2 separate regions of the Homo sapiens genome follow, and region 1 is linked to region 2. Evidence: read pairs that join two places in POLR2A ChIA-PET (ENCODE). Cell type or tissue: B cell. All regions are shown on one strand. Each heading gives the region's core, and the rest is flanking DNA. Links, peaks and the distances in the headings are about the cores only. Region 1 overlaps DDIAS (DNA damage induced apoptosis suppressor). Region 2 holds the start of LOC124902726 (a long non-coding RNA gene).

Region 1 (12,160 bases), core at 3,871-7,870, 220 kb before region 2:
TTGCTTATGTCCTTTCCTGATTTGGGTATTAGGGTGATGTCGCCTTCATAGAATGAATTAGGGAGGGTTCCCTCTTTATCTCATAGAATAGCGTCAGAAGGATTGGTACCAATTCTTCTTTGAATGTCTGGTAGAATTCTGCTGTGAATCCATCTGGTCCCAGACTTTTTTTCGTTGGTTTTTTTTGAGACGGAGTCTCACTCTGTCGCCCAGGCTGGAGTGCAGTGGCGTGATCTCAGCGCACTGCAAGCTCTACCTCTCTTCACGCCATTCTGCCTCAGCCTCCTGAGTAGCTGGGACTACTGGTGCCCACCACCATGCCCAGCTAATCTTTTGTATTTTTAGTAGACAGGGTTTCACGGTGTTAGCCAGGATGGTCTCGATCTCCTAACCTCATGATCCGCCCACCTCAGCCTCCCAAAGCGCTGGGATTACAGGCGTGAGGCACCACGCCCGGCCTTTTGTTGGTAATTTTTTAATTCCCATTTCAATCTTGCTGCTTATTATTGGTCTGTTCAGGGTATCTAATTCTTCCTGATTTAAGCTAGGAGGGTTGTATTTTTCCAGGAATTTATCCATCTCTTCTAGGTTTTCTAGCTTGTGTAAAGGTGTTTGTAGTAGTCTTGAATGATCTTTTGTGTCTCAGTGGTGTCAGTTGTAATATGTCCCGTTTTGTTTCTTAATGAGGTTATTTGGATTTTCTCTCTTCTTGGTTAATCTTGCTAACGGTCTATCAATTTTATTTATCTTTTCAAAGAGCCAGCTTTTGGTTTCATGTATCTTTTGTATTTGTTTTTGTTTCAATTACATTTAGTTCTGCTTTGATCTTGGTTATTTCCTTTCTTCTGCTGGGTTTCGGTTTGGTTTGTTCTTGTTTCTCTAGTTCCTTGAGGTGTGACCTTAGAATGTCAGTTTGTGTTCTTTCAGTCTTTTTGATGTAGGCATTTAGGACTATGACCTTTCCTTTTAGCACTGCCTTTGCTGCAGCCCAGAGGTTTTGATAGGTTGTGTCATTATTGCCATTCAGTTTGAAGAATTTTTAAATTTCCATCTTGATTTCATTTTTGATCCAAGGATCATTCAGGAGCAGCTTATTTAATTTCCATGTATTGGCATGGTTTTGAAGGTTCCTTTTGGAGTTGATTTCCAGTTTATTCCACTATGGCCTGAGAGAGTGCTTGATATGATTTCAATTTTCTTAAATTTATTAAGGCTTGTTTTCTGGCTTATCACATGGTCTATCTTGGAGAAAGTTCCATGTGCTGTTGAATAGAATGTGTAATCTGCGGTTGTTGGATGAAATGCTCTGTATATTATCTGTTAAGTTCATTTGTTCCAAGGCATAGTTTAAATCCATTTTTTCTTTGTTGACTTTCTGTCTTGATGACCTGTCTAGTGCTGTCAGTGTAGTATTGAAGTCCTCCACTATTATTGTGTTGCTGTCTATCTCATTTCTTAGGTCTATTAGTAATTGTTTTATAAATTTGGGAGCTCCAGTGTTAGGTGCATAAATGTTTAGGATTGTGATATTTCTCGTTGGACAAGGCCTTTTATCATTATATAATGTCCTTTGTCTCTTTTAACTGCTTTTGCTTTAAAGTTTGTTTTTGTCTAATATAAAAATAGCTACCCCTGCTTGGTGTCCATTTGCACAAACTGCCTTTTTCCACTCCTTTACTTGATGTTTATGTGAGTCCTTATGTGTTAGGTGAGTCTCCTGAAGGCAGCAGATGGTTGGTGAGTTCTTATCCATTCTGCTATTCTGTATCTTTTAAGTGGAACATTTATGCCATTTACATTCGATGTTAGTATTGAGATTTGAGGTACCATTGCATTCATTGTGGTATTTGTTGCCTGTGTACCTTGTTTTTTTTGTTTTTGCTTTTTAAATTGTTTTTGTTTTATAGGTCCTTCATGATTTATGCTTTTAAGAGATTCTGTTTTTGATGTGTTTCCAGGATTTGTTTCAAGATTTAGAGCTCCTTTTCACAGTTTTTTTCTTTCTTTCTTTTTTTTTTTTTTTTTTTTTTTTGAGACGGAGTTTCGCTTTTTCGCCCAGGCTGGAGTGAAGTGGTGCAATCTCGTCTCACTGCACCCTCCGCCCCCCCAGGTTCAAGCAATTCTCCTGCCTCAGCCTCCCGAGTAGCTGGGATTACAGGCACCCACCACCACGTCCAGCTAATTTTTGTATTTTTAGTAGAGACAGGGTTTCACCATGTTGGCCAGGCTAGTCTCAAACTCCTGACCTCAGGTGATCCACCCGCCTCAGCCTCCCAAAGGGCTAGGATTACAGGCATGAGCCACTGCGCCCAGCCTAGCAGTTCTTGTAATGGTGGTTTGGTAGTAGCAGATTCTCTCAGCATTTGTTTGTCTGAGAAAGACTGTATCTTTCCTTCATATATGATGTTTAGTTTCACTGGGTACAAAATTCTTGGCTGATAATTGCTTTGCATGAGGAGGCTTAAGATAGGGCCCTAATCCCTTCTAGCTTGTAGGGTTTCTGCAAAGAAATCTGCTGTTAATCGGATAGGTTTTCCTTTATAGATTACCTGGTGCTTCTGTCTCACAACTCTTAAGATTCTTTCCTTTGTCTTAACTTTAGATAACCTGATGACAGTGTGCCTAGGTGATGATCTTTTTGTGATGAATTTCCCAGATGCTCTTTATGCTTCTTGTATTTAGATGCCTAGGTCTCTAGCAAGGCCGGGGAAGGTTTCCTCAATTATTCACCCAAATATGTTTTCCAAACTTTTAGATTTCTCTTATTCCTCAGGAACACCGATTATTCTTAGGTTTGGCTGTTTAACATAATCCCAGACTTTTTGGATGCTTGGTTCATAATTTCTTATTCTTTTTTCTTTGTGTTTGTTGGATTGGGTTAATTTGAAGACCTTGTCTTCAAGCTGTGAATTTCTTTCTTCTATTTGTTCATTTCTATTGCTGGGACTTTCCAGAGCATTTTGCATTTTTGTAAGTGTGTCCAGTGTTTCCTGAAGTTTTGATTGTTTTTCTTTATGCTATTTCCTTGAATGTTTCTCCCTTCACTTCTCGTATTGTTTTTTGGATTTCCTTGCGTCAGGCTTCGCTTTTCTCTGGTGCCTCGCTGAATTCTTTTTCAGGTAAATCAGGGATTTCTTATTGGTTTGAATCCATTGCTGGTGAGCTAGTGTGATTTTTTTTGGAGGTGTTAAAGAGCCTTGTTTTGTCATATTACCAGAGTTGGTTTTCTGGTTCCTTCTTATTTGGGTAGGCTCTGTCAGAGAGGCAAGGTCTAGGGCTGAAGGCTGTTGTTCAGATTCTTTTGTCCCACAGGATGTTCCCTTGATGTGATACTCTCCCCCCTTTTCCTATGGATGTAGCTTCCTATGAGCCGAGCTGCAGTGATTGTTATCTCTCTTCTGGGTCTAGCCATCCAGCCAGTCTGTCTGGCTCCGGGGTGGTATTCAGGGTTTGTCTGCACAGAGTCCTGTGATGTGAATCGTTTATGGGTGTCTCGGCCCTGAATACCACACAGTATTTGGGGTGTCTCCCAGGTCCTGCAGGAGCAGTCCACTTCCTTCAGAGGGTCTGTGGGTCCTCTTGGGATTCCTGGTTTGTTCTTGCAGTTGTTCTGGAGCTAAAATTCATAGTGCGAGCCCCAACATGCTGCTTTGTCCGAGTTGGAGCTGCAATCTAATCCTGCCTCCCATCCGCCATGATGATCTAAATCCTGGTGCTTATCTTTTCTACTGTTGTTTTTGCTTTCCCTTTTTCTTACTTGGAATCAGTTGTAAGCCAACACAGGAAACAGAAATTCCTCATGTTCATTTCCCCATTGCTATAGCACTGCAAGCTTATGACAGAGGAGTTCCATGCTCTTGCCTTTGCAGAAGATCTTAGAGATGCTGAAGAACAGAGAGACGTCCCTAAATATTTTCTTTGAACCTGAAATTTTTAGTGACTATAATCATAATAAGTATTTTGTGCTTTATGGAATTAACTTTCTTACCTCCAAGATCAGATCAGTAGATTGAATGTAGTTTTCAATCTATAGGTATTCTGCAGAGCCTTGGGGCTCCATGGAAGTGCTTATGGAGGGAGATGGGATTAGAGTAGTAATAGTACCTAGTGCTGAGTAGTAGGTAAGACTCTAGGGCCCCCACGTTAGTTTCAACAAGATCTCTATTCTCATCCTTATATTAGTGTTCCAAGTTAAATTTCATTTGAAAGGGGGTTTCATTATGTAAATATACAAACATAGACATACATCTATAAAAAAAAATGTGTACAAAGTTAGTTCGGTCCTTCATATGAAGCAGTAACTACACATACACACACAATAGTGTATGTCTGTACTCTCCCCAGATTATAAGCTGGAGAAGGGATTTATTTATCCAGACAAGCTATCTACATAGAAATTGCCCTTCTGGGTGACTAATGGGACCCATAATTCCTTTTAGCCTAGAAATCCATTTCTAACACTAATAACTTTCTTTTCCTATCTTAAAATAGGACTCATCGCTCAGAGGCTACCTATCCTCTCCCCCATTCCCAACTACCCAAAAAGTTTATATCATTTACTTAAGCAAGTCAAATTTAATTTCACACATATAGATCATAGTTTTCTTACTTTGTGGGGGAAGTGATATGTGGAAGCATTAAGAGATATGTTTTTTAAAATATGTCTCATTACTTTGTGTGTATTTAATCTGGGTCTATAAACTTGGAAAGGGATGTTATATAATCATATAGTCAGGATATTCTTAAGCTGGAATCTGTGGATACATTATAGGTATGTATGACTCCTCCAGTCCCTAAGATATGTAGAATATCGTGTTCATATCTGTTTTTTGTGGGGAGAGAGTGAGTCCATTGCTTTCATCAGATTTTTTAAGGTTTTCAAGACTAAGAAAACATTAAGGATTACTTATCTCACCAGTTCTTCTACATCTGGGCTAAATATAAGTACGCTAGAAAAATAAACAAATGAGGCTGGGCATAGTAGCTCATGCCTGCAATCCCAGCATTTGGGAGGCCAAGATGGGAGGATTGCTTGAGTCCAGGATTTTGAGACCAGCCTGGGCAACATGGTGAAACCTATCCTCTACCAAAAATAAACAAAATTAGGCAGGCATCGTGGCATGTGCCTGTAGTCCCAGCTGCTCAGGAGTCTGAGGTGGGAGGATCGCTTGAGCCTGAGCGGTCAAGGCTTCAGTGAGCCAAGATCATACCGTTGCACTCCAGCCTGGGCAACAAAGCAAGACCTTGTCTCAAAAAAATAAATGAATAAAAATAAAAAAAAAACAAATGAAACTTGGTATTTTTTTAACTGGGATCAAACAAAAAAGATAGCAAATTACAGCTATTATTTCAGATAGATCCTTTCAGAGGCTCCTTGAACTCAAATCTATTTTCATAATTCTAAGGCATTATTTGCCTTTTCACTTTCAGTCTCTCATGAGTGCATAATGGAGTTTCCCAGAGGCTACATAACACGTACTATCACAACAGATTGAGCAGAGAAGCAGATATGAGAATCCAGCTGTCTTTTTATGAAACCAGACATTAAAGAGATTTGCAAAATGTAAAACAATGCTGGTCTCTTCTTACTAATTTTTAAAATTTGAAAAACATAACTATTTTTCATAAAAGTATGTTTTTTGTGTTAACCATGTAAAGGGTCTGTTTTTAATGAATTAATATTTTTTTGATTTCTCAGTTTTAATTTCTCACTTTCATTTAATTTCTCGTTTTATGAGAAATGTAGATAGAAGCCAGGTGTGATGGCTCACGCCTGTAATCCCAACACTCTGGGAGGCCGAAACAAGAGAATCACTTAAGCCTAAGAGTTCAAGCCTAGTCAGGGCAACACAGTGAGACCCCCATCTCTACAAAAAAATTTAAAATTAGCCACATATGGTGGCATGTGCCTGTGGTCCCAGCTACTCAGAAGGCTGAGGCAGGAGGATCTCTTGAGCCCAGGAGTTTGAAGTTACAGTAAGCTATGATAGCACCACTGTCCTCCAGCCTGGGCAGCAGAATGAGACCCTGTCTGAAAACAAACCAAAAAAGAAATATAGACAGATATAAGATAAACAAGTTCTATGGATCTAATGTACAGCTTGAGTGGTAATGGATGATGTGTTAAATAATTCGACTATGGTAGCCAGGTGCGGTGGCTCACACCTGTAATCCCAGCACTTTGGGAGGCCGAGGTGGGCGGATCATGAGGTCAGGAGATCGAGACCATCCTGGCTAACACGGTGAAACCCTGCCTCTACTAAAAATACAAAAAATTAGCTGGGTGTGGTGGCGGGCACCTGTAGTCCCAGCTAATCGGGAGGCTGAGGCAGGAGAATCGCCTGAACCCAAGAGGTGGAGGTTGCAGTGAGCCAAGATTGCACCACTGCACTCCAGCCTGGCCAATAGCGAGACACTGTCTCAAAAAAAAAAAAAAATTTTGACTATGGTAATCATTATACAGTGTAGACGTATTTCAAATCACCATGTTGTATACCTTGAATATATTCAATCTTTGGCAAGTAATTTTTTTTTTTTTTTTTGAGACAGGGTCTGGCTCTGTCACCTCCAGACTGGAGTTCAATGGCACAATCTCAGCTCACCACAACCTCTGCCGCCTGAGCTCAAGCAATCCTCCCATCTCAGCTTCCTAAGTAGCTGGGACTACAGGCGCATGCCACCACGTTCGTTAATTTTTGTATTTTTTGTAGAGACACAGTTTTGCCATGTTTCCCAGGCTGGACTCGAACTCCTGAGCTTGAGTGGTCTGCCCGCCACAGCCTCCCAAAGTGCTGGGATTACAGGTGTGAGCCATCACGCCTGGCCCAAGTAAATATTTTTGAATAAAAAAAATAGATACTATTCACATAAACAAAACTCTTTGATATTCTCAATAATTTTTTAAGAGTATTAAAGGAGTGTGAAACCAAAAAGTTTGAAAACTGCTATTCTGTAACAAATGACATTTTAGAAATATGGGTGCCTCTAGAAGTTAAATCGGGACGGTGATGTGAATATGTTGTCTATATCCTTGTTTCTCAAAGTATGGCCTAAGGTACATCTGCATCAGTATTACCTGGGAGCTTATTAAAAATGCAGGATCTTGGGCCTCATCCCAGACTTCCTGAATCAGAATCTTCATTTTAACAAGATCTCTGGATGATTTGTATACATATTAATGTTTGAGAAGCTCTAATCTGTATTACACCACACTAACATTTATTTTAATCCAGCATCGTTCCTAAAAGGATTAAAGAAAACTATATAAATAAATATCTTCATTATACATATGTACTTTATAAAAATATATATAGTTTAATATGTAAATGCATGAACACTAATAGACATAGTTTTTTGAGGCTATTATTGATACTGTCATTGCAAGCAGTTCTTTATTTTAACCATTTGGTCCCACTGTTATCATATCATAATATCAGAACTTCATGATACGAGTTCACAGTCTTGGGTTTGGGTCATATATTTACCAACTTTGTCATCTCAGATAAAAATTCAAACTAATTTCCCCATTTGTAAATTTTACCTATAAAAATGAAATAATGTATGTTGAAAACATTTGTAAACTGAATGCTAATGCATATTAGTCTAAGTTTTGCTAGGAATTTTACATTAAACCTGTATGCATTATTGCATAGCCTTTAAAGAAATTCCAATATATATTTTAAACAGTTCATTTCCCTAGAGTTTGGTACTAATGGAGTTTTATCCCCTAGTGAGTCAATTACCTTTAATTCATTCTATGGCTAACCTACAGCACAAACTCTAGCAGATTTGTATAGGATTATATGAATGGGTTGGTATAGATCTATCCTCAGTATGGCAGAAGAATAACAGCACAGATCTAATAAAGGTGAGTCACTTTCAGAGCTACAGATTTTAGACTCCCCCTAGTGGCCATCTGGCAACAATCAAATTTATACAACCATCTTTCACCTTGCTTTCTGTTTGCCTTTTGCCACTCTTTTTTAAGATCTTTAGCAATCTGAAGAAAAAACAAAATTCTAGTATTAGCCATTACCATAAAATGTTTTTAGGTGCTTGTTGTATTTCAAAAAAATTTTTTAAACTATTCTGTCTGTTAAATAAAGTTAACCTAACTGAGGGGTGGACATTAAGAACCTGAAAGATAGAAATCAGAGTTATAATACATTGCAAACTAGAAGAGAAGTTAACAGTACAAGTGACAGTAATTATCACAATACTTGATATAATTATGAGGGAGAAGCAGACTAACACTAATTTCACAGTATTTGCACTAGACCCTTTATTTGTCTATTTTAATCCTTCTTCAGCCCTGGACTTCATAGATGAGGAACTCAAGAATTTAGTAACTGTCAGACAATGAGTACATGGCAATAGAGTTACACTGCCATGTAGATGTGTACTTTTTGACTAGAAAGCCTTTAGCCACCATTACATACTGTCTTAAAAAAACAAGTTAAATTGCATGGTTTTCATATCAAATTTTATAATCTGATAAGTTATCAACATAGTCTAATGAATTAAAGAAAGTAATTTTCATTATGGTGAGAAAAATGCAATTAAGTGCTTTGTGTATAAATAGGTATTAAATATTTTGAGATTATTTTTTGTCCTCTTTTTTTTTTTTTTTTTTTTTTTTTTTTTTTTTTTTTTTGAGACGGAATGTCACTCTGCCCCCCAGGCTGTAGTGCAGTGGTGCGATCTTGGCTGACTGCAAGATCCACCTCCCGGGTTCACATCATTCTGCTGCCTCAGCCTCCCAAGTAGCTGGGATTACAGGTGCCCATCACCACACCCATCTAATTTTTATGTATTTTTAGTAGAGACAGGGTTTTACCGTGTTAGCTAGGATGGTCTCAATCTCCTGACCTGGTGACCCACCCGCCTCGGCCTCCCAAAGTGCTGGGATTACAGGTGTGAACCACCGCGCCCGGCCTTTTCGTCCTCTCTTTCATGCACAGTTCTCCTTTAGTTTTCCATCAATTTGGTATGTATTTCTATCAACTTGGGGCTGTTTAATTTAAATCAGTAACGCTAACTATTCTGACTAGAGAAATTTAAAATAAGTTGATCTGAAAGAGTTTAAGAAGAATTTGAGTTGTGTAGGAGCATTTATACACAAAATGTTATTTTAAATTTTTACTGTTCTGGATTTTTCATCATATGAAAAACATTTAATGAACATCTCCACACTTTTTTCCACCACTTTTCTAGGTCTAATTGTCCAAAATGTGGCTCTACTGGTGAATCTGGAAATGCCAATTACAGATACAAACTTTCCTTAAAAGTTGCAGAATCAAACAAATTGTTTGTTATTACTGTATTTGGAAGTTGCTTAGATACATTTTTTGGTCTTACTGCCACTGGTTTGCACAGGTAAGAATACTTAAAACATCCTTTTTCCTGACTGCCCTTAGAATTTGAAGATACAAGTTTATAAGGCAATATGCATTTTTGTAGAAAGATAATCATTCAACCCCAGATTGTCAATTCCTTTAAAAGACAAGCAAGTAAGAAAGATGTTTATTTCCTGAATACATATTATGATGATATTAAAACAGTCTCCTTTTATTTAGGGTAATTAATCTGTAATTAGAATATTAAGTTATAAATCTCTAATCCAAGTTACAGAAATAGAGGCTAAGAAAGTAACATCATTTCAAATTGAAGAATTATCCAAATTGAGGTTAGCATTGAAACAGTTAGGTTCCCCTGAGGCAGAAGAATCTATTTGAGGGAATATTTGCATTTCAGAAATTGAAATTTTATTTTTTATCTGTATTGCAATTTAATTTGCATAGTTTGACCTTTTACGACATTGTCCTGAGAATATAAGAATAAGCAATTAAAGCTTTTCTTGGCCGGGCGCGGTAGCTCACGCCTGTAATCCCAGCGCTTTGGGAGGCCGAGGCGGGCGGATCACAAGGTCAGGAGATGGAGACCATCCTGGCTAACACGGTGAAACCCCATCTCTACTAAAAATACAAAAAATTAGCTGGGCATGGTGGTGGGCGCCTGTAGTCCCAGCTACGCCGGGAGGCTGAGGCAGGAGAATGGCATGAACCCAGGAGGCAGAGCTTGTAGTGAGCCAAGATTGCACCACTGCACTCCAGCCTGGGAGACAGAGCGAGACTCTGTCTCAAAAAAAAAAAAAAAAGCTTTTCTTCCCCCTCAGTCTTCTGCCCTCCTCCCCTAATCACATGCAAGAAATCTATGTCCACATTTTTGTGCTTGAGACAATAAAGGGACCACAACCAGGCTTATCAGAGAAAAGGGATGACTTTTTCCTGCTTTCAAGTGAAGAGCTAGAGATGCCACCACTATTCCCACTGCCACTTTTATTTTTCCTTATAATCATTGCCGGGCCTGATGGTTAGGCAGGTAACTACTTTACTCCCACTTGATCAATTGGTTTTGTTGATTTTTCTGTGCTATGAGAAACTAGAGAGAACAAACTGCCTGGCTCTTAAAGTCACTTTTTTTCCTCTATAAAAGGTTCATGCTGCATTTTCAAATTAATTGTGTCTCTGACTTTATGGCAAGTAAAATTTCAAAGTTCATTGCTTCACATTTTTTACTTTTTTTCCAATCAAGGTACATTCAGGATCCTAATAAAATTCCAGAAACACTGGACAATGATACAACTCAGAATCTATTAACTAAAGCAGTTGAAACTTGCTTTGTTGGACAAAGCTTTATTTTTGGAGTGACGGTAATTGAGACTAGCTTTCTTTTTAATAATCTGTTAACATTTCCATTGTAATGAATTATGTGAATTTTCTAAATAGTTGTTAGGAGTTCTGTACATGTGAAGGCCTGTAGAAACACTTTAAACTATGTAAAAATAGCCTATAGGTGGTCTGTTAAAACACCATGTGTGACAACTTCCTCTTTCGAAAGTCAGGGGAGCCTACTTCAAATGCTTTCAGAGCTTAAAAATATAAATTTATTATATATTTAGAAATGTTAGATATTTGTTTTTGGTATTTAGTATTTATTTTGCCCTCCGGATTTTGTTCAAATTCTATAGTAAAACTTCCACCAATTCTCTAGCTTTTTAATTCTGTCTTCTATAAAAGAGAATAATGGAACACTGAAGGCAAAGTATCTTGAGTATTGATAAGAATACTAAAACTAGATTAAGAAAGATGGTCTTAAATATAAAAGTGACTGTAGAAGAAGTTAAAAAAAAAAGAAGTTACTCCTTTGACTTTGAAGGAGTAATAGTTTTCTGTCTCATCTATGCTAAAGGGAACAAAGAGACATTTTTTTCCACACTGGAATCAGGGTTTTAAAAGAGGACTCCACAACAGAAGAGTGAGAAAAATCCAAAGGGAAGGTAGAATCAACGGCTACAGAGCTTTACTTGTTAAAATCGTAGACAGTCCTTTTCTCTCCTCTCTTCTTTTTCCTCCTCCCCTTTTTCCCCTCCCCTCCCCTCCTCTCTTTCCTTAGCTAAAGAGAACTATGATAGTTGCCATTTATTGAGCCACTGCTATTTTCTAAGCACTGTGCAGTTTTCCATTTTATTACTAAACAGTAATCCTGCATTTTTATTTTTATTTTTATTTTATAAAGGAGAAGACTCAGGTTAAATAAATTGTCCAAAGTCTCAACACTATTAATAAATGCGGGAACTAGGATTTCTTCAAATCAGTTTAAACAAGCTCTTTACTCTAAGGTTTATATTCTCTTACATATGCTACTTTGCCTATAAAACTAACAGAATCGAAATTGGAATTGGGGGATGGAGGTAATAGTTGTATCTGTTTTAACCTTTTAAATCTGTTTATTTTATTTTATTTTTGAGACAGAATCTCACTCTGTCACCCAGGCTGGACTGCAGTACCAAGATCATGGCTCACTGCAGCCTTGACCTCCCTAGGCTCTGGTGATCTCCCACCCCAGCCTCCTGAGTAGCTGAGACTACAGGCACACGCCACCATGCCCAGCTAATTTTTGTGGGGGTATTTTTTTTAGAGGAGAGGTTTTACCATGTTGCCCAGTCTGGTCTCAAACTCTTGAGGCTCAAGTGATCTGCCTGCCTCGGCCTCTCAAAGTGCTGGGATTACAGGCATGAGCCACTGTGCCTGGCTAAATTTCTGTTTCATGTTTAAGTAAATGGAAGACAATTTTATTCTTACTTAAATTTCTTTGCTTC
Region 2 (12,160 bases), core at 3,449-7,448:
GAGAGACCAAAAGTGTACCCTGCAGATATGGCTACAGAGTATTCTCAAAAAGTAACTAAGTTTGCTCTAGCACCTAAGAGAATGAGGGAGTCAATTAAACTCTACACTGGACATAGCCAAAAACTATTCTTCCAGAACATAACCTGGAAGCTTTATTTAATTAATAATATTTTTAAAATATATATTTTAAAAAATTTAATTTTGTGGATACATAGTAGATATACATGAAATGTTTTGAAACAGGCATGCAAGGTGAAATAAACACATCATGGAGAATGGGGTACCCATCCCCTCAAGCACTTATCATTTGTGTTACAAACAATCCAATTACATTCTTTTAGTTATTTTTAAATACACGGTTAAGTTATTATTGACCATAGTCACCCTGTTGTGCTATCGTATAGTAGGTCTTATTCACTCTTCTTATTTATCTGTTTTTACCCATTAACCATGCCCACCTAACCCACCCAGCCCCCAGTACCCTTCCCAGCCTCTGGTAACCATTCTTCTACAGTCTATGTCCGTGAGTTCAATTGTTTTCATTTTTAGATCCCGAAAATAAGTGAGAACATGTGATGTTTGCCTTTTTGTGCCCTGAAAGCTTTATTTTTAATAAAAATAAAATATCGGTTTTTCTTTTCCCTTTCAAAAAATTAATACTGTACATGGTCAACGTGGAAAATTAGAAAACAAAACAAAGCTATAATGCAAAATAATTTTTAAAAGTTACCCCAGAAAAGTTTTTTTTTTTTATCTTTTGGATACACTTTTAAAATATAGATTCCAAAGTTGTCTTCTTAACCAACTGAATCAAAATATCCAGTGTGGAAGCCAGAAATCTGCATTTGTAAACCAATATGCCAGGTGAACTGGTGGTTCTATGTAGAGAAGACCCTCGTTACAATGTAGTCCACATTGTGCAAAGCACCTACGGAGTGTATCACTAAAGATAAATTGATTGCATAATGTACACCCAGGTTCTCAATGAGTTATCTTGCTGTATAAGGTAATTTAGCTTTATATTCCCTTCTTGTTTATTGTCATTTGGACTTTTTACCTTCTTTTTGGATACTTTGGCCTAATACACCTATGGAAGCCATCCATCTAAATAAAAAATGGAGACACATCTGATATAGGATTATATGATTATTATTACTATTATTTTATTTGGAAAATTGAGGCTTAGGAGGTGAGGTAACTTGCCTGAAGTCACACAAAGTGGTTGGGACCATATTGAAACTAATTCTACTAATTCTGTTCTAAGTATATAAATACTGAAGTTTTAATGGTGGTTTCTCTATAGAAATAAAATAATTATGATCTTAGGATTTGTTAACCTTAAATCATTGTATTACTTTTAGAAAAAATGAACAGCTTTGGTTGTGGAAGTTGTAGCTACTGACTACACAGACTGCCCACAAAAACCAACCATAAAAGAGAAAACTCTCAGAAATGCTCGATCTTTGCTTAGCATGCAAAGTTTTTCTCCTAGGATTTGTGGTTACCCCATATGCATTGATATTTATCTGATAATCAGAAATTGTGCGTGGGTTGGCCTCCCTGTTTCCAGGACTTATTTATTGGATTCATTATCAGTACCTTCAGCAGGGAACACCAAGACAGTGATTGTTAAGCCTGAGGAAGTATTTATGGGTTTTTAAAATTATTATTAGCTGACACCTGGAATTAAACTATCTAAAAAAAAGACCAGCAGGACACTCCAATTAATAGCAGATTCGAAATAAAATAGTAAAAATGCAAAATGATGACCAAAATTCTGAAATTAGTCATTAGTCTGAAATTGAAGAATGCTGATCTTTAAAGTAAATTTTCATCATTATTCATGAGCTCTCTACACTTGAGATTTTGTGAATTTCTATGAAGTTTGGACTGTCTTGTTCCCAGGATAGAAATAGATCAAAGTGGGAGCTCACCCCATGAGGACAGTTTCAGAGTCAGTGAGTGTTTAGTTCTAGATCAAGAGGTTGGAAGTGAAGTGTTGTCTTTTGGATAGGTAGAACCCAAATCAGAAAGAGTCAAAATAGTATAATTAGCACCAGGCAGGGAGAAGGCATAGGATAATTAAAGAAGGAATACAGAGGAGGAAGACCTGTGAGACAGAAAGAGGACTAGATGCAAAACATAACCTGTGTAACAGAATGTTCATTTTTAGCTGGGCCCGTTGCTACCCATCTTAAAAAATAATAATAACAAAAAATGATAACAAAGAAAAACCCTATTCTTCAAGTTTCCCTTGTAGCTAGGTAGGGCCACAAGCAATTAGAAATGATATATGATTCTTACATCTCTCTCTTTTTTTTTTTTTCCTGAGACGGAGTATCTCTCTGCACTCAGGCCGGAGTGCAGTGGCGTGGTCTCAGCTCACTGCAACCTCCGCCTCCTGGGTTCAAGCAATTCTCCTGCCTCAGCCTACTGAGTAGCTAGGATTACAGGCGTGCACCACCACGCCCGGCTAATTTTTGTATTCCATGTGGACCAGTCTGGTCTTGAACTCCTGACCTCATGATCTGCCCACCTAAGCCTCCCAAAGTTCTGGGATTACAGGTGTGAGCCACCGCGCCCGGCCGATCCTTACATCTCTTTAAAAGGAAGAAGGCCCACCCTTCTTTATTTCTCCATCCTGCTGTCTAGATGATGATAGGATTCCTGGAGTTCCAGCATCTGTCCTGGAACATAAGGATTAAAGCCACCTGTTAAGGATGTGGACTAGAGAGAAGGGGCTTGGGCCTCTGATAGTCTGATAACTTGCCATAACCATCTATCTCAAGACTTCTTTTACATGAGAAATAAATTCTGCATTGTGTAAGTCTCTCCTGTATTGGATTTTTCTGTTATGTGTAGCCAAACTAATCTTGAATAATGTATTTCCAGAGCTGATCTTCTCTGTGGTGGTGGCAGGTACCTCTTTACAAAACCCTTATCAACCCCTAACGTATTATTTTTTATTTTTTACTGCCTGTTTCTTCCCACTAGACTTTTTAAGGACAGGGACTTTTCTTGGCTTTTTGTATCCCCAGCTCCTTGAACAGTGCTCACCATATAGTAGGGGTTCAGTAAATATTTTCTAAATAAATGAATGGTGCCAGGAACTGCAAACTGCAGTTTGCACTGCAAGGAGTGGGCACTGCTGATTCAAAAGAGTCACATTAGGAAGTATAACTTTTGCACCCATTAGTGTATAATGAAACACTGAATTCATACTGTCTTATACTTCTATGCCTTTGCATGAACTGTTCATATTGCCAAGAATGTCTTTTCCCCCTTGCCCACCAGACACACTACTACTTATTTCTAAAGTTTTCCCTTAATCATCACCTTCTCCAGGAGACTCTACCCCAGTCACCACAAGTAGAGCCGATCTTTCTTTTACTCAACTCTATATCCAATTCTTAATTGAATTATAGCACTTAGCATGCTACATTACAACTAATTGTTTGTATGTCTGCCTCTTAGACTGGATTCTGGGACCTGAAGGGTAAAGTATATGACTTACTTAACTCTGTGTTCTTAGGACCTAGCCTAATGCCTGGCTAATGGTCAGACTCGGTGTATGTTTGCCAAGTTCTTAGTAAGATCACAGATCTGAGGATGTGGTTTGAATCTGCTAGTGGGAAATAAAAACTGTAAAGGCACTTTTGGATTACATGTTTAGTGGGAAATAAAAGCTCAAGCTGCGCTGCACCAAGAGAAGGACAACCTGGATTCTGGTCCCAGTCCTGGAGCTTCCTACCCAGCAACCGTAGCCCCTTTGAACATCTGACGCCTCATCTATAAATTGGGACATAAAGACCTCACAGGGCTGTTGTGAAGCTCAAGTCAACAACTGTGGACAAAAGCTCTTTTTGTAAACTATACTATTAGGCAAGAACAAATTTAAAACTGTCCAAGTGGAGAGTTTGTCCTTTTTAAGACAACAATAATCCCCGTAAAATTCTCCTCCCAGTTCTCGAGGCACGTAGATAAATATGCAGTAGTTTTGGTCTGCTCTCCATTCTTAGATCTTGAAAGAGCCTCTGTGAAGCTGGAGCAGCTTTCAAATTTTGAAGTCAGTCTTCTTGAATCAGTCTTCTTCCCTTTGACATAGCTTGTCATAGGGATTCGTATGTATTTAGTATTAATATTTACAATAAGGCCTTTCCCTCCCCTTTGAAAATTCTACGCCAAACAACAGCCAAAATCTGAGGCCTTTTTGTCCTTGAAACTTGGGCTAAATGGCTCCAGCATGTGGAAGACTCCTCCTCTCAGCCTCTCAAAATTGTGTCTCTTCAGAGTATGATAAGAGACATAGCTGGCCGCAGTGGTTAATGCCTGTAATCCCAGCACTTTGGGAGGCCAAGGCAGGCAGATCACTTGAGGTCAGGAGTTCGAGACCAGCCTGCCCAACATGGCTAAATCCCTTCTCTATTAAAAATATGAAAATTAGCCAGGCATGGTGGCTCACCTGTAACCCCAGCTACTTGGGAGACTGAGGCAGCAGAATCACTTGAACTCGGGAGGCGGAGGTTGCAGTGAGCCAAGATCGAGCCACTGTACTCCAGACCGGGCGACAGAGCAAGACTACATCTCAAAAAAAAAAAAAAAAAAAGGAAAGAAAGAAAACGAAAAAAAAAGAAAGAAACAGCATCACACTCATTTTGTTTTGCTCTGATCTTTTGAGTCTTACTTTGATTTGCTCTAGTAGGCTAAAGAATTTAACAACTCAGCCAATGGATTCTGAGTTCTGAGGGGCAGTCATGATTTAGTGGGAAGGGTGTATGAAGAGACAGGGGAAGATTGCAATGGAAGAGGTGCTTTTTTTTTCTTTTTTTTTTTTTTTGAGATGGAGTCTTGCCCTGTCACCAGGCTGGAGTGCAGTGGCATGATCTCGGCTCACTGCAACCTCTGCCTCCAGGTTTCAAGTGATTCCCCTGCCTCAGCGTCCCAAGTAGCTGGGACTACAGGCATGCACCACCATGCCCGGCTATTTTTTGTATTTTAGTAGAGACAGGGTTTCACCATGCTGGCCAGGATGGTCTCAATCTCCTGACCTCGTGATCTGCCCACCTTGGCCTCCCAAAGTGCTGGGATTACAAGCGTGAGCCACCACGCCCGGCCAGGAGGGGTGCTTTCTAATTGCTACCCTTAGCACTCAGGGATGTTTTCTCGGACCTCACCCAGAGCTATACGTAGGATCAAATGGAAATACGGGATCATTAACTCAGCCCTGGAATGCAGTCTAGCAGCATTGATGAAGCAGTTGCCATAGTCCGATTCCTCTGGGCTGGCTGTACACAGAATCTGTGTTGTTGTTGGGAGATCATGAGCACTTTGCAAGTTTCTCCAGTGCTCCTACAGCTTCTGTTCTCACGATGGTTGTGGCTACCTTTTCCCATTTCCCTTATGGGGCCTATAAGTTCTCAAGTTTGCCTTCTGGACTGGGAAGTCTTCCCTTCCAGCTCACAGGTGGCCCCATCAACACTGGAATAGCTATGGCCTTCAATTTTTCAGACTTCTACCTCTGCTCCATCCAGATTACTACTACCACACATACCACATTCGATCTTACTTCCTCATTTCTTTCCTCCACTAGTGCCGCCACCTGGAATGCTCTTCTCTTGTTAATCTTAAATCATGCTTTCATACCCAGTTCTCAAGTGACATCTCACTTTAGTTCAACTTTTCTCAAACTCCTACTATCTATTATGAAGTAGGCATTGCATTAGATTATGGGGCCACAAGGTTAATGATACACAAACATGGTTTCTGACCTCACAGAATTTACATTCTGGGAGAGAAGAAAGACAAGAGAACAAATGGAATACAATGTGATCAGAGAAATCACCTAGTGGCATGGGAAATAGAGATGCCTGGGAGAATTTAGGGCAATTTATGTATTTTCTATGAAAACTTCCTTGAACTATTCAATATACCCATGTGTATTTCCCAGGAACTCTTAATATGTTTGAAGTCACTTAGCTTAGTTCATGTTATTTTTGTGTCTCAACCAGATGTCAGGCCCTCATGTTTAAGAACCATGTTCTTTTGTATCCCACCCATTGTAAGTAACATTTCATAATACTTATCTGGCTTAATAGTTGGTTGCTTGCTTTGGGGTAGAATGGAGTTGGAGAAAAAGCTTTGGTTGGGGAACCAGGAAACACTGGGTTCTAATTTTAGTAATGGCATTTGTTAGTGGTAGACTTTGGCAAGACTATTAGCCTAAGTCTCAGTTCTTAAAATGGAGATAAGAACATTTTCTTCACAAGTTGTTATGATTTAATTAGATAATTTAAGTAAAGTGCCTGGTTTTAAAGTAAAATTCTCTTTCTTCCTCCTCTATTTTCTGAGAGGACTGTTCTTTATGTCTCTCCACAGCTAAAGTGGCCATATTTTTACAAATGAAAAATCTGGACACTAGCTTTGAAAAACTTTTTTCCAGTTTGTGAATTTATTCATATAGAAAAGTCTTACAAAAACATAAAAATTAAACCACATCTAGAGCTTGCCTCTTGAGGACAAGGATCATGTCTGTCTTGTTCAACATTGTAACAGTGCTTATCTCATAATAGGTATTCAACAAAAATCCAAGGATAGAACGAATACATTGATAATAGTAAATTTATATGAAAAGGATTATAAGAATTCACAAAAATCGGTTTCAAATATCAGAATAGGCCAGGCACGATGGCTCATGCCTGTAATTCCAGCACTTTGGGAGGCCGAGGTGGGTGGATCACTTAAAACCAGGAGTTCGGGACCAGCCTGGCCAACATGGCGAAACCCCGTCTCTACTAAAAATACAAAAATTAGCCAGGTGTGTTGCTGCATGCCTGTAATCCCAGCTACTTGGGAGTCTGAGGCAAGAGAATTGCTTGAACCCGGGAGGAGGAGGTTGAGGTGGGCAGAGATTACACTACTGCACTCCAGCCTGGGCAACAGAGCAAGACTCTGTCTCAAAAAGAAATAAAATAAAATAAAATAAAATATCAGAATATTTGAAATTTAGACTGTCTCAAAATGTCCAAATCAAAACTGTATACTCTTGGCTTCAATATGACTGCCTGTGGCACGAACCCACTGGCTTAGAGGAGCTTGATTGAGGATGATTGGCAGTAAGATTCCACACTGAAGGCAGTTGCCCCTGACAGGTAAGTGGGGCAGCTGCAAGCAGGATAGGTGGAGAAATGGTAGTTTCACACAGTGAAGTCTAAAAATGCCTCAAAATATTGATTTTAGAGAGAAACAGGAAGAGGGACACATATCTAGCCAACTGTTCCTGAAAAATAAAAACTGAGGCTTTGACTCATTGGTAGGGGAGAGGTAGCACCACATTTCTCCAATATTTTCTGTTTTTTTGAAATACTTTTATACACATTCTGTCATTTGATCTCTACAATAACTGTGTAGACTAGGTAATTCAGTTCAATAACATTTGAGCATTTTCTAGGTCCTAGTTACTGTCCTTAGTACTATGGGACATGAATATGAATGTCATTGTTCTTTTGCTACAATAATAATTACCATGTATTGGGCTCTAACTGCTTGCCAGGCACTATAGTAAGTTTCATTATTTACTTTTAAAATATATCATCACATTTATTCCTCAAATAATGTATGATATTGCTTTTTGTTTGTTTGTTTTGCTTGTTTTAGACATAAAGAAACTCATGCTTAGAGATATTAATAACTTGCCAAGGTCACATAGTTAAGAAGTCATATTAACACACAATTAAAAAGTAAGACGTGGAACTCTAACCTGGGTTTCTGTGACTTCAAAGCCTTTGTTCTCTCAACAGGTTACCAAAAGATGCTAGTAGTAATTTGGCTAACAGTTGATCAACCCTAGAAATGTGTCTCAAATCCCATATGAAATAAAATAGAATATACATTTAAATAATAAAAATGTTGTAGTCCTTGCAAAATAGGCATTTCTTACACCAACTTTTTTTTTTTTTTTTTTTTTGACACAAGATCTTGCTCTGTTGCCCAGGTTGGAGTGCAGGGGCATAATCATGGCTCACTGCAGCCTTGACCTCCCAGGCTCAAGCAATCCGCCTGCCTCAGCCTCTCGAGTAGCTGGGACCACAGGTGCACACCACTACACCTGGCTAATTTTTTAATTTTTTGTAGATACAAGGACTCACTATATTGCCCACACAAGTCTTGAACTCCTGTGCTCAAGCGATCCTCTTGCCTTGGCCTCCCAAAGTGTTGAGATTACAGGCATAAGTCACTGTGTCCAGCCTCTTACACCAACTTTTGTGGACAGCCATTTGGCATATATCAAAATTTAAAATGCTTAACCCTTGAACTAGCAATTCCACCTTTGTAATTATTGAGTGACTCTAAATAGGCAAATACAGTGTTTTAGGCCGGGTTCTTCCTGAAACAGTCGCTGAGACAAGGCATTGAGTATAAGTAGTTTATTTGGACAGTGACCCCAGAATCACTGGTGAAGGAGTAGGGAAATGAGAAAGTGAAAGGAAGGAAGACCATACACAATGCAAGGTTACTAATGTGGGAAACTGAGGCTCAATCCCACTCAAGGAGACTATATAAAATTTGTCTCAGGCCGGGCGCGATGGCTTATGCCTGTAATCCCAGCAATTTGGGAGGCTGAGGCGGGTGGATCACCTGAGGTCAGGAGTTCAAGGCCAGCCAGACCAACATGGTGAAACCCTGTCTCTACTAAAAATACAAAAAATTAGCCGGGTGTGGTGGCGGGTGCCTGTTATCCCAGCTACTCAGGAAGCTGAGGCAGGAGAATCACTTGAACCCGGGAGGTGGAGGTTGCAGTGAGCCGAGATCGCGCCATTGCACTCCAGCCTGGGTGACAAGAGGAAAACTCTGTCTCAAAAAAAAAAAAAAAAAACTGCCTCAGCGGTGCCTTACCCAAGGAAGTTGGGATATTTACAAATTCCTATCCATCATTGGATGGTGGGCTGCTGGGGAGAGGGGGTTCTTAATGCCTTACCCACCTGTGGACCAAGCTCTCTCCTACCACTGAGAAAGCCTAAGGCATAGTCACAGGTGGTCAAAGTAAAGATTTCACTATGCTTAAGGAAACAATGAGTGCCAAGGGACTATCAGTGAGGCACCCACAGTATCTGTTGTAGTAGATTAATGTACAAAGGTGTTAGTTGGGTCATTGTTTATAATAGCAAAATACTATAAACAACTGAAATATATTTTACTTCAGAAGGGAGGGGTTAAGGTTGCCTAAACAACCTATGACAAAGAGAAGTGATTTCTTTTAAGTTTTTTCAAAAACTTAAACCCAGGGGTCCCTCACTAAGTCTGGAGTATCAGGAAAATCCTTTTTGGGAAAGTGACAATAATCAAGTATATGTTTCAGGGAGGGAATGCTGGAGGGAAACAGTCCAAGCAGAGGAAATGGCATGGCTAAAGCCCTAGTGAAAAAGAGGCTAATGTGGCTGGAATAGAGAGAGAACCAAGGAAGACTGGCTTCCTGAGATTTAAGGGATAGGTAAGGGCAGAGTAAGTAGTACCTTGTGGGATTTGGGACTTGATACTGGGGACAATGGGAAGCTGTAGAGGGGTTTAAGTTTTTGCAGCACTACATCAGTGTAGTGTGGGATAAAAATTAAAAAAAAATTTTTTTTAAGTTTTTGCCGCAGATATTTAGAATGACGGCTCTGGCTGCAGAATAAAGAAATAGGAACCCACAGTACACTACATAGCCTCCAAGTTCTTTGATGGTTTCAAGTGAAGAATATCAGGTTGTCAGGAATGTATCTGAAGCTTGGATTATTTAACATGCTGATTATTGTTGTATTTAAACAAAAAAAATTGATATGTTATTTTCAAATAATAAGAGATACCTATAACTTGTATTACCTAATCTGACTCAACAAAGGATTTTTTTAATGAGAATTTTTAAACTGTTCTAGAATTTTTTTTTTTTTTTTTTTTGAGATGAAATCTTGCTTGCTCTGTCGCCCAGGCTGGAGTGCAATGGCATGGTCTTGGCTCACTACAACCTCCACCTCCCAGGTTCAAGTGATTCTCCTGCCTCAGTCTCCCAAATAGCTGGGATTACAAGTGTGCACCACCATGCCTGGCTAATTTTTCTATTTTTAGTAGAGATGGGGTTTTGCCATTTTGGCCTGGCTGGTCTCGAACTCCTGACCTCAAGTGATCCGCTTGCCTCAGCCTCCCAAAGTGCTGAGATTACAGGCATGAGCCACCGCACCTGGCCCTAGAATTGTTTTTATAAATAGGAAAGACTTTTCACGAGTTTTAAAAAATTAATATTCCATATATTAAGATGACAATTGAAGGACTTTGAATTAAAATAAAGCTAATTATTTTATTATTATTATATTGTAAAATATTTAAATTTACCTTATTAATGTTCAATCAACTCAATTTGAATAAATAAATCTTTATCAAACAAACCTATTTTCAACTTAATTAATTGAGTTTCTTTAAACACTTAAATTGCATTTATAAATTCAATACATTTTCTTTTCTTTTTCTTTTTTTTTTTTTTTTGAGACGGAGTCTCACTCTGTCCCCCAGGCTGGAGTGTAGGGGTGTGATCTTGGCTCACTGCAAGCTCTGCTTCCTGGGTTCATGCCATTCTCCTGCCTCAGCCTCCCGAGTATCTGGACTACAGGCGCCCACCACCACACCCAGCTAATTTTGTTTTTGTATTTTTAGTAGAGACGGGGTTTCACCGTGTTAGCCAGGATGGTCTCGATCTCCTGATCTCGTGATCTGCCTGCCTCGGCCTCCCAAAGTTACAGGCGTGAGCCAGTGCGCCCAGCCCATTTTATTTGCTTTTAAGCACTTTAAATGGTTGGCCTCATAAGCAAAACCTTTCTAAGTTCTTAAGTTCTTTTAAATATTGGAATACTATTTATAAACAGTAAAATTATTTTATAAGCCTAAAATCAATTACTCTGTTACATATTTTTAATTGTGAATTGGAAGATCAAGTGTCAGATTATCTAAAATGCAAAGTTATCTAAAATTATAAATAGTACTTTTTAAGAAGACATGCCTAAATTAATATAATACTCAATTTATTTAAACACCACCTATCTCAAATACAACAAGAGTCTCTGAAAGTATCATTGGAAATACAGATTATCTGAGGTATGGTGTGACAATTCTGATTCAGAGGTAGCAAGTTCTTAGAGTCTTTGGTTGTTGAGGCCTTTGATTTGTAACAGGAGGAGAAAAACATTTCATGGATGGTACAAATAAGACCATAGAAACTTGCAAACAGAATCTTTCTTTGATTACAAATGAAGTGAATAAATAGAAACATGAAAATCCTGGCTCCTCTGTGATCACAGAGCAGCTGATTTTTTCTGGGTTAAACTATAAACATAAAAACTATTTAAAAAATAAATGCACGTATTTGCTTCATTGTTATAGAAATACCTCTTAAATGTTCTAGATAGTGAAGATGTAAAGGTCATGAGTCCAAAACAGACTTTTGGTAAAAGGTAAAATATGCACCAAGAGAAAGAAAAGGAAGCAAATTCTCTGAGCAAAGGATTCACTACAGAGCTAGAATGTTAACGTGCTGCTGATGAGATCAAGATGTTTATCAAGTCTCTATCAGTTATGTCAAACTATCTCACTTATGTAATCAAGGTGACTAGGATATAATTGCCAGAAGTTTACTGAATTACATTTTTAACTTTAGATTTTTTTATTTTATTTCTGAGATTTCCATTTCGTTCTTTTTTCTCGCTTTAGGGATTCATTTCTCTGTTGAAATTGTTTCTCTTTCTATTCATTCATTTATATCTTCTCAAATTCCTTGAATACATTTATAGTAGTTTATTAATGTCCTTGTACACTAATCCATCTGGGTCATTTGCTTTTATTGACCTTTCTTTCTCCTTTGATTTTTAGTCACGTTGCCTGTGTCATCTTAAATTTTTTAATTTTTAATTTCTGTCTGCAAGATATTGTTAAAAAAAACATAGACTCAATATGTGCCTGTAGTCCCAACTACTTGGCAGGCTGAGGCAGGAAGATCACTTGAGACAAGGAGTTGGAGACCATCCTGAGCAACATAGCGAGAGAACCTGTCTCAAAACAAAACAAAACAAAACATGCCACCAGCCAACCAAATTATGCACTGAAGTATATAATTTAACACCCTCCTACCCCCGACCCG

Evidence for each region. Peaks named below come from ENCODE experiments on the same cell type or tissue, not always from the same donor. Only the 100,000 strongest peaks of a DNase experiment are listed, where the experiment ranks them.
Region 1: POLR2A ChIA-PET joins it to region 2 with 9 read pairs; 15 of 35 experiments call an interaction of 5 or more read pairs at or near these places.

Annotation. Positions count from the first base shown.
Region 1 is chr11:82,919,564-82,931,723 of GRCh38, forward strand. DDIAS (DNA damage induced apoptosis suppressor) reads left to right here. Exons shown (of 6, transcript NM_145018.4): 4 at 9,214-9,375; 5 at 10,594-10,711. Among named protein-coding and RNA genes, the nearest start is that of DDIAS, 24 kb to the left of the region's middle. RefSeq lists a silencer at 5,415-5,464. In B cell, for the core only: no CTCF peak of the experiment used is centred there; a DNase peak (open chromatin) is centred at 5,458; H3K4me3 peaks cover 756 bases; H3K27ac peaks cover 2,256 bases.
Region 2 is chr11:83,135,688-83,147,847 of GRCh38, forward strand. It overlaps LOC124902726 (a long non-coding RNA gene), which reads left to right and starts at 9,378. Exons shown (of 2, transcript XR_007062803.1): 1 at 9,378-9,487. RefSeq lists an enhancer at 5,677-5,756. In B cell, for the core only: no CTCF peak of the experiment used is centred there; a DNase peak (open chromatin) is centred at 5,584.